Linked DNA regions of Mus musculus: region 2 is linked to region 1. The links are chromatin contacts, found by Hi-C or POLR2A ChIA-PET in ENCODE. All regions are on one chromosome and are shown on one strand. The core of a region is the stretch at or near the end of the contact, and the rest is flanking DNA. Distances in the headings are between cores, read along the strand shown.

Region 1 (6,174 bases), core at 2,161-4,660:
GTGGCTCTCTGTGAGTTCAAAGTTAGCCTGTTATACAGAGTGAGTTCCAGGCCAGCTAGGGCTCCATAGTGAGACCCTGTCTCAAATGAAAGAATTCCATACACAATCTTAAACATAAGTCTCAGCTTTTAGGAGGTGAGACTCTCCAATTTGGGAGTGTCACTTAAGGTCTATCAATTTTATATGCAGTTTTATAATATGCTAGTTAATTAAAACATTGAAGTGGGTTGGGCTTGATACTTCCCGCCTGCAGTTATAGCACCCCAAAGGCGGAAGGCTCAGAGGCAGAGGGATCTGGGATTCAAGTCCAGCCTCAGAGAAAGTCTAAAAACAGCCTGGGCTACATGGGAACCTGCATAATAAAAACAAACAAACTAACCTTGTCTAAATAATACTCTTGGTAGAACTTTTAAGGCATAAATACAAAAAAGTACCCAATGGCTGAAATGTGATATCATAATTGAAGATAAGAAGACATCAATATTTCTCTTAAAATTGGCTGTTTAAGTGCAAAGTATTTAAAATAAATACTGAACTCGTCAGTCGTATTTCAAACATTCAGTCGCTCAGGAGGCCCTGTGGATCTGGGAAGAGGGCCTCCAGCTCCTTTCCACCACCCCAACCCTTCCTTCCACAGCCATGGGTGCATCCAGCCCTATTCCAGAACATTCCTTCTTATGACTCTGAAGCCTATGATTTACTTCCTCTTTGTTTCTACATTTTTTTCTTTCCTGGAAGAGAACAAAGACCTCGTGCACCACAGTAATCAAATTAGACACAGCCCCGTATCCAATTGCATCACCTAGCCCGCTGCCTGGAAAGCAAGCGGTCAGAGGAGGGTGGGGTGGGCTGCTCTGAAGATCCAATTCCTTCTGCCGATCAATGGGGACAAATGACAGACACTTCCTGATGTCAGAGGTAGCTACTTAGCACCTTCTCCTCCCTCGAGGGGAGTGTGAGCAGGTATGGCATCCAGGGAAGAAGATGTGTCAATATTTACCCAAACTCAAAGCTTACACCTGACCCCAATCTGCACCTCTGGGATCCTACCCCACTTGACTCATAGCGCAAGCAGCCGTACAGATCTGGAGGAGAGCCTAGCCCTGTGGTGTTGACCCTCGGAGCATCAGGGGGGAAATGGGTCACTTCTCTGTGCTTCTGAATAGAAGTTCCCCAGCCACACCTATTTTCAAACCACATCGGTGTCAGTCACAGAGGTTTAAGGCACTTTTCCCCCCAACAAGACCTAATAGTGTTAATCGGCCAAATTTAATCTACCTTCGGAAAGAATGTAACTGATTAGCTGGTATGTGGCATGTTACCATGTCTGCTAAATTCCAATGTCTTTTGGGGGGAAATGTGCAATGCAATACAAACCATCTTCTTTAGTACAATTGCTCTTTCCAAAAATATAAGTATAAATTAGTCTATATGCCCTCAAGTCATACCCTGTTGGAAGCCAAGAATCAGCAGTTTAGGGCATAGCTAAGGAACCTCTTCACAGGAGGGGGTGTGTGGAATGTAAGCAGGCTCTTGACCACAGCCAGGGGCTGGCCTCCAGGATCCTCTAGCTTCAGCACTTTCTAAGTCAAAAGCTGTGATTACCTTCAACAAACACTTAGCCAGCAAAAAAGTGAACAGACTAGGCTAGGTCTCATTCATGAAGAAATGCAGCCTAGAGCTGTGGAGTAGGGAGGGCTGGGCAAACAGTGTTAATTGCAGGTGCCTACTGGAGCCTAGAGAGGAGGTGAGGGCTAGCTGAGTGGACGCCTCTCCCACCTCCGCATCTCTCTCACATCTGCATGAATAGCTGGGGGGGGGGGGGCAGCAGGGGGGGGCAGTACTGAGGAGCCGGGAGGTCAGGCAGCCAAGCTGGGCAGGTTTGAAAGTGTGTGGGAAAGATGGGGAGGGGGAAGGAAGGGAGGGAGAGACAGGACACACACACACACACACACACACACACACACACACACACACACACACGAGAGAGAGAGAGAGAGAGAGAGAGAGAGAGAGAGAGAGAGAGACAGAGACAGAGAGAGAGACAGAGAGAGACAGAGACAGAGACAGAGAGACAGAGAGAGAGACAGACAGAGACAGAGACAGAGAGACAGAGACAGATGAGAGACAAATGAGAGAGACAGATGAGAGGGAGAGGTGTTCCTGTGCAGCTTACCATAGTACTCAGGGCGACCCAACTCTATCAGGATTCATTCCCACGTCAACAACACATAACACAAACCTTACACATAGCTAGGTAAGGAAACCACAAGAGCCAAAATAATGGATTATACGAACAGGAAAAACCATTTAAGCCAAACATTCGTGTTAGCCCTTGTTTCCTGTGGCTTTGTGGAAAAGCATTACTTTTATCTGAAGAATGTCAAGGGTGAAACCCAGGTGAGCGAAGTCTTGGAACAACGATAAACAGCCATTCACAGGAGATATAGATGGAGAGCTACGAACCAAAGCTGGGATTCTCCCTGGGTCTGACAAAACCTAGCATCCAGTGAGCAACACTTACCTGCCTGTTCACATGGCTGGCGGGTCATCACGGTAAACATCTTCTCTCCGGGCTGCAGGGGTAAGAACACAGAAGGAGCGTGTGGCTAAACTTGCACGTATTGATATTGAACACAACGTCATCTAAATCGAAGCCTCTTTAGAAACAATGAGGTCAAACCAGAACGTCAGAGACCGATGGAAGCTGGAACTCCAAACCCAGTATCCCCTCCCCAAATGTAAAGCTGGAAGAATGGATTGGTTAAAACTTTAACTAGAGAGCAATTTTGAAAATAAAACCCCAAAAGCTTGTGTGAGCGCGCATGTGTTCTTTCTTTCTTTCTTTCTTTCTTTCTTTCTTTCTTTCTTTCTTTCTTTCTTTCTTTCTTTTTTTTTTTTCTCCTGTGGGCCGCACCTGTGACCAGCACCCGGGCAGAGCGAACCCCCTCTTAGTAATATTCACAAGGCTCGGGCTGGGTTATACTTCAAAGCGCACCAGCAAAGCCGGTTGGCATCGGTGTGTGCTGGTGGCTGCCAGCATGCAGTCACCCTTAAAGACCCGCGGGGTGTCTCCAGCTCCCTGAGCTGAACACCAGCAGACAGCTGTCAGGCCCTGGGGATCAGGGTGGGGACCTGGGAGTTGGCCCGTCCCCTGCATCTGCAGGTCTTGGGGTGCTTCGTGACGCGGTGTCCTGTCCCTGTCAGATGACAGTGCCCAGCTCCCCGGGTTTCAGCTCCTGCCTGCGGCCCTCTGCGGGAAGCTGTGCTGGTTCCTTCCCTCCCCGCTCCCAGCCCCCCACAGCCTGCTCCATCCCACTCCTGCGCGCGGGGCCAGACCTTACCTGGGCGCTGCTTTCGCTGCGGGTTGCTGAAAAGCGGAGGCGCCTCTGGGGTGCGGGAGTCCAGGAGGCGGAGCGAGGTGGCGTGGGTGGCGCAGCCTGCTAGGGACCGCCTCCCGCAAGCGCTGGGGCCAGGACCTCTTCACCTTCCCAGGCTCTTCTCTTTCACTTCACCCCAGCCTGTCCGGCATGAGGATGGAGGGGGAATCATTGCCACGTGGGGGGTAGCCAATCCTTTCAGGCCTTGTTTTAGTTACTTCCCTCGTTGCTGACAAAGTACCTGACAAAAGGGACCTAAAGAAGAAAAGGTGACTCACGGTTGTAGGTACTGTCCTAAAAACGTATCTTGGCAGGATCTTAGACTGCAGTCACATCCTGTCTGCATTCAGGTACCAGAGATCCCAGCCTAAAGCGCTGGTACCACCCTCGTTCAAGATGGGTCTTTCTGGCCCAGTTAACCCAGCCTAGACACCCAGTCTCAGACTTGCTCAGAAGTGTGTTTCCTAGGTGATGGCAGATGCTCTTAAGCTGACAGGGTTAGTTAGCTCAGTGTCCCACCAGGACCCAGTCAGAGAGCTTTCCACATCTTTATCTTCTAACTCCCTGCACAGTCCCCTGAACCCAAGGCAGAAGAGGATGTGATGTGACCTTGCCCCCAGTCCCAAGAGGCACCCCCTGGGTGGTAGTTTGAGTAAGTTTGGTTCCCACAAATTCATGTGTTTGAATGTTTGGCCACAGGGAGTGGCACTATTAGGAGGTGTGGCCTTGTTGGAGGAAGAATGTCACTGTGGAGGCAGGGCTTTGAGCTCTTATACGCTCAAATCACACCCACCGCGGAACACATCCAGTCTCCGGCTGCTTTAGGATCAAGATGTAGAACTTTTGGCTCCACGTCTGCCCACAGGCTGCGTGGTTCCCACCATGATGATAATGGACTGAACCTCTGGAACTCTAAGCCAGCCTCAGTTAAATGTTTTCCTTCATAAGAGTTGCCGTGGTCATATTGTCTCTTCACAGAAGTGAAACCCCAAGACACCTTGCCTGCCGGTCTTCTATCTGTCAAGACAACCTTTTTAAAAGAAAAGTTGTATTATTAAGCCTATATATTGTTTGTTATATATTATTACATATACTTATTATGTGATGTGGTGTGTGTGTGTGTATACCATGTGTGTGTGAGGACACCCACAGTGCTTCAGATCCTCTGGAACTGGAGTCACAGGCAATTGTGAGGCTCTGAGTCAGCGCAGGAAGGCTGAAAGGAGAATGGAGCCCAGTACCCTGTTTTGTGTGTTGTTTTGAGACAAGATTTGCCTATGTAGCCCAGGCTGGCTTTGCACTTGTTCCTGCCTTAGTCTTCTAGTACTGGGGTCACTCTTGGGTCACCACACATGCTACAAGGTAACTTTATTTTCCTAGTTTCCCCATCAAACATTTTTGGAGGGAAAAACAGAACCAAGGGCCAATTAGGACAGGGCAGGCCACTCTGAGAGCACACATAACTCCGTGCATTCCCCCTCAGTCTCTCTGGGAAGAGGGTGTGTCGTGCAGAACAACTAGAATGGGGTATGGTGAGTAGGCAGGTGGGTTCCAGTCACGTGGGCGGACACTGGAGAACACAGAACTGGGCAGACACACTCTCAAGCCAATCTGTGGTGGTGATTCCCAGGGGGCTTAATGGGGACCGAAAAGTATGCTCCTTCATTCTAAACATCACTGAGCCAACAGTCAGGACAAAAACAGCTTGGAGGAAGCCAAATAGGACAGATGACAAAGAAGGACAGCCCAGGGACTGCAGAGACCCAGAGGGCTTCGGAGCCCATTTCTGGTGCAGCCTCTTGGCTCCTTAGAGGGCCCAAAGCTAGAAGCTTGAGTGAGAGGTTGTCCTGTTGTATTTTCTGTTGCTCTGATAGCACTCTGACCAAAACCACCTTAGGGGAGGAAAGGGTTTATTTGACTATATTTCCAGGTCACAGGGCATCAGTGAGGAAAGTCAGGGTAGGATTCTCAAGCAGGATGTTAAAATGGAACCATGAAGGATGTGTACTGGACTAATGTCTCACAGGCTCATGCTCACCTTTCTTATACAATCCAGGGCAGCCTGCTCAGGGAATGGTGCCATCCACAGTGGGCTGGACCCTCCGACATCAAGACAATCCCCAATAAAGATATGCACTGGTCAATCTGACCTAGGCAATTCCTCAATTGAGGTTTTCTTCCTCAAATGATTCTATCATTAAATTGACAATCAAAGCTAAGGACGATAGAGGTCTTGAACCATCCTCCCTTGTGGCTCAGTAGGTCTGGAAGGAAGGTCTGAGGGCAAGGTCCTTGGCTGCCTTCTAAAATTCCACTGGTTTGCTCCTTTGTAAGTAGGGCTGAAGTCCCTGTGGGATGGACAGAGGGCTTGAAGAGAGGAATTCCTGCTTGAAAACCTGTGAGCCTAGAGAGAAAAGCCCATGTGTGACTGTGTGTGTATGTGAGGAGGGTATGTGTGTAAGTGTGTGTGTGAGAGGGTATGTGTAGTGTGTGTGAGTGTATGTGTGTATGTGTGTGTGGAGTGTATGTGTATGAGTGTGTATATGTGAATGTGAGTCTATAAGTTATGCATGAGTGTATGTGTGAGTGTGGCTGTGTATGTGAGTGTGTGAGTTATGTATGAGTGTGTGTATGTGTGAATGTGTGAGTATATGTGTGTGTTCACAAGGAGCAGTGTTGGATGGAGATGGGTCCTTGCTGAAGGACTGGTATATGATCTGCTCTGGGGGAAGGAGTGTTGACTACATATAAGACTTAATTTCTTCGAACACTATGGGGTACTGGAACATAACAC
Region 2 (6,497 bases), core at 473-2,972, 1.0 Mb before region 1:
AAGGATTCTTTGCTAACAATGGGCATGTATCGGTTCGCCTTACATTTCGTAGTTTAGCTGCATTTCTCAGGACTTTGCTGAGGCAAAACCCATGCTGAGACAAGACACATGGACGAACGTGATGTTTGGAGGTTATAAACAGGACTCCACGGAGTGATGGCGACAGAGCTAGACTTGCAGGTACAGCTAGCTGTGTAATGCTTGTGGGTCTTGTGTCTTTGCTGATCTTTGCCTCCCTGAGAGAGGCACAACTGAGAACATCTCCTGGCGTTCCTCCCTGGTCCATCCTCAAGCCAGGGCTGAGGCCTGGTTGTCTCTGCTAGGTTGTGCCACTGCTGTTGTTAACCCAACTTTACTGAACTGGACTGCTGGTCTATCCGTGAAGTGTTTGCGAGTGGATCGAGCTGCCACTGCCTGCTGACTTGTGAACCAAACTTTTGATTTCTAGGCAACACAGATGGGAGTTGCTCCAAAGAACCTTTCTAAACAGGTCCACTTCCTCTGTATCCTTTCTTTTCCACTACCTCTGAGTGGTAGGTTACAAGGAAGGTTAAAGCATTTACGGACCATCATTAAAAATAGGATTTGAAAAAATTAAAGTTATAATCGTGACAGCATAGAGGGGAGAGAGGTTTAGAGGATGGCAGTTTGCCTGCTTCTAAATCATTGTTCTACTTTAAAGCAATGGAAACTGTAAGTGATACACAGTGTAGTATATACTACACAACATACATGCACACACATAGTCATACATGCACACTCATACATGCCACACACACGCACACACACACGCACACACACATGCACACACACACACACACAGTCATACATGAACACTCATACACCACACACACACACTCACACACACACACACACACACACTGGTTGATAATTCTTAAAGACCAACACTGAATTTTGCTGATGCACTCATGGGTCTAAGCAGAAGTGTTTGTAGCTGGTTTAGTTTTTTTTCTTTTGTGTGTTTCCACTCTTATTTTAAATCAATCATGCAATTACCAGTTTTAACTGAGCTGGCTGGAACTACTTCCATGTTCCTACAAGTCAACATATCCTCTCCTATCTTAAGGTCTCTTATCATTTGAGACCTAATAATAACCCAAGGTGACATTTTCATGTCTCAGATTAGGTGGCCTAGATCCAAAAAGAGAGAATCCTTGATCCCGGGCCTTGCGATGGTTATGCTATGGCTGACAGAGCACTTCCCTGGCAAATGTGTCCCTGACATGACCCTTGGGACATCAGAATGTGTTACTAGCAAAATGGATTTTCAGATATGATTAAGGCTGAGTACCTCAAGAGGAGATTGCCTGAAGTCTGGGTGGACCAATCTAGTGACAAAAATCCTCAGAATAGTGGAAGAGAAAGCCTGAGGAGTTGACCTGAGGGACAGAGGTAGGACAGAGTCCTGGTGGGAGGGATTTGGACTCACCCTTGATGTCTTTGATGACCAGGAAGGGGAACAGAGTGAGGAGGGTGGGCAGCCCTCAGCAGTTAGGGTAACCTTCAGCCAACACTGCTGTATGAACAAGAAGTGGGCCATCTTTACTGTCTCCAGAAGGAGCCTGGCCCTGCCGGCACCCTGAGGCCCACGTCAGACTTCTCACACATCTGTCGCAGTGGCGGAAAGCTAATGTGGTCTCAGTGGTGATGATGGATTCCTTCTCCTTTCAGAACATTCTGGCTCACAGATGTCATAGAGAAGGTTCTAGAAGAGTTTCTCATGGAGCAGGATCGATGGTGTAGAAACTCTTGGGTGAAGACAAATGGGTTATTAAGAAAGTGGCATCTGAGAAAGTGCAGGGGACCCAGTGCCGGCAGAGTACCCAGCCTGCAAGCAACGTGGACTCCCTGCCGGGCTGGTAGGTGGGCCTTTGTGGGCAGAAGCAGAGACAGGCAAACGACATCTGGCTATAGAGCACATTTGTCAGCAAAGTCCCCTTTTGGTCATCTGGAGACACATTTTGGAAGGGTAAGCTTGCTTATTCTTTCAACAAGATCATCGAGAACCAGCAAGGTATTGGGTACTGGCCTCTGGGGAGGAGACGGCGTCATGCAAGCTTTCTGTATGAGACCAAGGTTATAAGCAAGAGAGCAAAACAACACAGTGACTGCTATTAGAATGTATTACAAAGACAACCAAGCCACCTTCCTCGACGAATCAGTGGCCATGGTTAAAACTGTGGTCATTGGAGTAGTCATGTAGGTGGAGGGAACAGCTGGCACAAAGGTGGCGGGAGTGGCGTGGTCCAGGGAACACGTGCAGGGAGCCTGTGGAAGAACAAAGTGGGAGGAAGGGTCTGGAGTGGCCTGAGGTCAGACTGAAGAGGGGCACAGGGGCCAGATCAGGAGGAATTGGACAAATGGTATGTGGAGGATGTTGTTAGAAACCCATAATTAGTCAGAGATGGTGATGACCTGGGCCAGAACAGTGGCAGGCAGGCAGATGAGGGGTGGGTAGGCCTTAGAACAGCATCCATGTTCCTGCTGAATTGGCTGCTGGAGGGAGGGAAGAGCTGAGACAGTGCCTAGCCTGGGAAAGACTAATGGTTCCCAAAATACTGTTTGCACAGCTAGAAAATGTCAATATGGTCTCTCTCCCCATGCATAGAAATTCAGTTATTAATGAGGACCAAGGGTGTACAACCAGGACTCAGAACGAGGCTGCCCCGAGCATGTAGTGCTTTCTATACTAAAATCATTTTCTCAGCACAATTAGGCAAGGAGTATTTTCCTCTGTGTGACAGGAAAGAGCTCTGAAGCACAGAGAAGTTGAATAACTTGTTAAGGTCACTGCTGGGGTCACTGCCATCCCAACTGCTGAGAGCAAAGCAGCTATTAAGGCCCAGGCTATCTGAGAACCAAGATACCACCTCCTGAGACGTGGTCAGGTGTACAACTAACCACGCAGCAGAATTAAACATGTCTGCCACCTTTGCCCCACTTAGAGGTTTCATCTAAGCTAAGTTCATGGCAGAGAGCAATTTTATTCTTCAGAGGACACTTTGCTTGTTACAGAGGGGACCAAATACCCAACAACCTAAAAATGGAAAGATTTATTTGTGGCTCTGGTTTGGTGGCACTGCCCAGTGTGGTAACAAGGCCACTAGGTGACGACTCACATTTATAAAAGCTCAAGGTGACTTGTCACATCGTATCTGCAATCAGGAAGCAGAGACCAGGAAGTGGGGCTGGTGTCACCTCTTAAAGGCTCGAAACCTTCCAGAAACAGCATCAGCAACTTGGGCCAACGGGTCAAACCAGAGAGTCTAAGGGCAACAGTTCATGCCTAAGCCACCCTCTATGTGTGTACCAGATCTCCAATACACAGAATAACCCCCCAAAAAGGACTTTCTAAGCCCAAGCCATGGCTGCAGGCTCCAGGAGGAAGAGACTGTCACTGGGAGAGTATACATATGTTTGAATGGCAACACAGTAGCATGAGGTGATTGTCACTGGTCTATAGTGACAGAGTGTGAGGCACACTGGAAGGAGGCTACACCCTGCTTTCCAGTCAATTATTCTGGTTTAAAGCATGGTTTAAAGCATGGGACAACAACCAAAAACAGGATTATCATTCCCTAGGGATCAGGGAAGGGACTGTGGGCAGCAAAGCCTGGGCAAGGGGAGGGAGACCTCAGGCAGGGTCGGTCAGTCTTCAGGAGTTGCACCAGGGGTGGGGGCCAGAAGATGGAGAGTGACGTGTGTGGGAATGGTGTGTGGGGGCCCTGTGGATAGGGAAGGCACCAAGGTGAGACCAGTAGGTGTATAGTGAAAGGGCGTGGCTCTTGCAGACAGGCCCAAGCAGGGAGTTTTGTTATGGTTTTCAGGGGCAGAGCTGATTCCTCTTGATGGAAAGACTCTCAGCTGGGTCTCTCAGTTATCCGAGAGACTGCAGGCTAAAAGGCAGCAGTGGAAGTAACTCACCATAAGCAGGAATGGCTTGCTCAGCAATGTACATGCAGTGAGCTGTCTTCCTCCCCCTCCTCCTCTTCCTCTGTTTCCTCTTCCGCTTTCTCATCCCCTTTCCTTCCATCTCTTCCTTCTTTCCTCCATCTTCCTGACCTCCCCCCACTCCCAGTGCCTCTCCTTTCCCTGGAAAGTCCAGTGTCCCTATGACCTTGGAAGGAGCTGCCTGAGACTCTCTGTTCAGCCGGCATCCACAGCTTCGAGCCACCAGAGCTTGGCGACGATGCAGCTGTACCTGGTGCTTCTCCTCATCAGCTACTTGCTGACTCCGATCGGTGCTTCCATCTTGGGGCGCTGCACAGTGGCTAAGATGCTCTATGATGGGGGCTTGAATTATTTTGAGGGCTACAGCCTTGAAAACTGTGAGTAGGACCCTTTCGGGCCATCTCTCTCTCACCTCCTTGATCTCCACCCCCACTGTCTCATCCCCTACCACCAGCATCTTCTTACCCCACACGCTGTTCCACCTCTTAGGGGTGTGCCTGGCTTATTTTGAGAGCAAGTTCAACCCCTCAGCTGTCTATGAGGACCCACAAGATGGCTCCACCGGTTTCGGCCTCTTTCAGATTCGTGACAATGAATGGTGCGGCCACGGCAAGAACCTCTGCAGTGTGTCCTGCACTGGTGGGTCCCTTTCTCTCCACTCCCTCTGCAGTGTGTCTTGCACTGGTGGGTCCCTTTCTCTCCACTCCCTCTGCAGTGTGTCCTGCACTGGTGGGTCCCTTCCTCTCCAGTCCTTCAGGGCACAGGAGCCTACAGACCTTCATGTTTGGAGGAGACAGGGAGAGGGAACTGGCTGTGCTTGAAGCTCATCTCTGGGAGGTGGAGTGCTAGCTAGTCTGACAGGAGCTTGAGAGAAAGGGTGTGTTAGTCTGAGAAGGATAAAAGATAAAAGCCAATGGGCCCAGAGATGCTGGGATGTCTGGGATGTTGGGAGCAGGGGCAGGGCACAGAGCTCAGGCAGCTCGAGAGTAGGAAAAGATTGCTCTGTCTGGTCCTATGTCACCCATGCATGTCCACTAGTTCCCTAAGGGGACCATACTGTCACCATGACAGATTAGAAGTAGTTATAAGGAGGAGACAGAAAAAGCCCAAAGAGGACATGTTGTCTGTCTCTTCTAAGGCACCTAAGAATCTCTGGCTAAGAGGAAGCAGCTGGCCAGGGTCCTTTCCTGTGTTCTGTGAGCTTCAGAGAGCTTTGTCAAGAGTTTTCCTAAGCCCTTGGCAGGTATCAGTTCAGTTAGTGCTCACAGCAGCCTCTCAGCCACTCTATAAACAGGCAAATTGGGGCCCAGATACAGCAAACCCATACCCAAGACCTCATGGCTATTGAGTGGAACTGGAGGCAGACACAAATGAAAAGTGGGTCACGAGTCAGGGCTACACCAAGAGGCTAGGCAAGGTGTCCCTGCCACCCGAGGTGTCTCTGCAGCAGAGGGTCTAGGTCCCAGCAGCCTCAGGCCTCATTAAAGAGAGCATTTCCCTCTACCGTGGTTGATGAGGAGAGTCCAGTGTTTTCAGCCTCTGTTAATGACAGGCCATGAGGGCAAGCAGTAGGAAGGGAGATTGTAGAATGGAGAGATACGCTTGCTGTCATCAGATGCTACAACATCAATCTATTTCCCTTCCCTCATAGCTTTACTGAATCCAAACTTAAAGGATACGATCCAGTGTGCCAAGAAAATCGTGAAAGGAAAACATGGGATGGGAGCGTGGTAAGTGGGTGACTGCAGCTCACACTGGAGGCTGGAGGGATGGGAGTGTGGTACGTGGGTGTCTTCAGCTCACACTGGAGGCTGAACAAGGCTGTGACCAAATCCCTGGCAGAAGCAACTGAGGACAGAAGGGAACCCATGCATCCTGGCTCACAGTTTGAGGGTCACAGTCTGTCCGTGGCAGGGCAGTTGGTGTGGCAGGAGTGTGCGAGGTGTCTGGCTCATGAGAGTCACAGTCAAGGAGTGACAAGAGGTGACTGATGGTTTTCAGCTGTATTTTCCTTTTGGTCAACCTGTAAGCTGGTGCTGCCCATGTTCAGGGTGGTCCGTCCCTGCTCAGTGGAACCTTCCTGGGAACATTCCCATGAAGACACTCAGGTGTGTTTTCTAGGTAAGGTTAAATGTCTGTGATTCACCATCATAGCTCACATCAATAACACACACTCTGTCTGTTTATTAGTTATCTGTTGTCTGTACATTTGTGCATGTGAAAGCTCGGCATTGATGTAAGCCTTCCTCACTTGCCCTTTCCTTCATTTTTGTGAGACAGGGTTTCTCATGGAACCTGAAGTCTGCTGATTCAGTTGTATTGACTGGCCAATGAGCTCCATGGATCCCCTCCTTTTGTGTCCGCTCCTCGTTTCTGGAATTTGCCACTATGTTTGCCTTTTCACTTGGTTCTGAACTTGGATTCTCATGGTTGCACTGTAAGCATGCCTTTACTGGCTTAGCCTGTCTCAGAGATCAGCATTTTTATCTTTTAGATCTTTTAGGAAATTTTATTTTATGTGTGAA

Evidence for each region. A loop is a pair of places that touch in the nucleus more often than their neighbours do. ChIA-PET counts read pairs that join two places held with the same protein, here RNA polymerase II (POLR2A).
Region 2: a loop to region 1 is called in a map of T-helper 17 cell, with 2.7 times the contacts of the local background. The contact joins the promoter of Lyzl4 here to the promoter of Entpd3 in region 1. A Hi-C loop is called at or near these places in 1 of 37 maps with a recorded cell type or tissue (T-helper 17 cell). POLR2A ChIA-PET finds 5 or more read pairs at or near these places in 1 of 5 experiments (embryonic stem cell).

What each region holds. Positions count from the first base shown.
Region 1 is chr9:120,537,054-120,543,227 of GRCm38, reverse strand. Entpd3 (ectonucleoside triphosphate diphosphohydrolase 3) reads right to left here and starts at 3,410. Exons shown (of 11, transcript NM_178676.5): 1 at 3,345-3,410; 2 at 2,525-2,576. The coding sequence starts at 2,564.
Region 2 is chr9:121,582,186-121,588,682 of GRCm38, reverse strand. Lyzl4 (lysozyme-like 4) reads left to right here and starts at 1,722. Exons shown (of 5, transcript NM_001382835.1): 1 at 1,722-1,990; 2 at 4,100-4,349; 3 at 4,462-4,611; 4 at 5,624-5,702. The coding sequence starts at 4,211. It overlaps Lyzl4os (lysozyme-like 4, opposite strand), which reads right to left and starts at 1,663. Exons shown (of 4, transcript NR_040740.1): 1 at 1,451-1,663.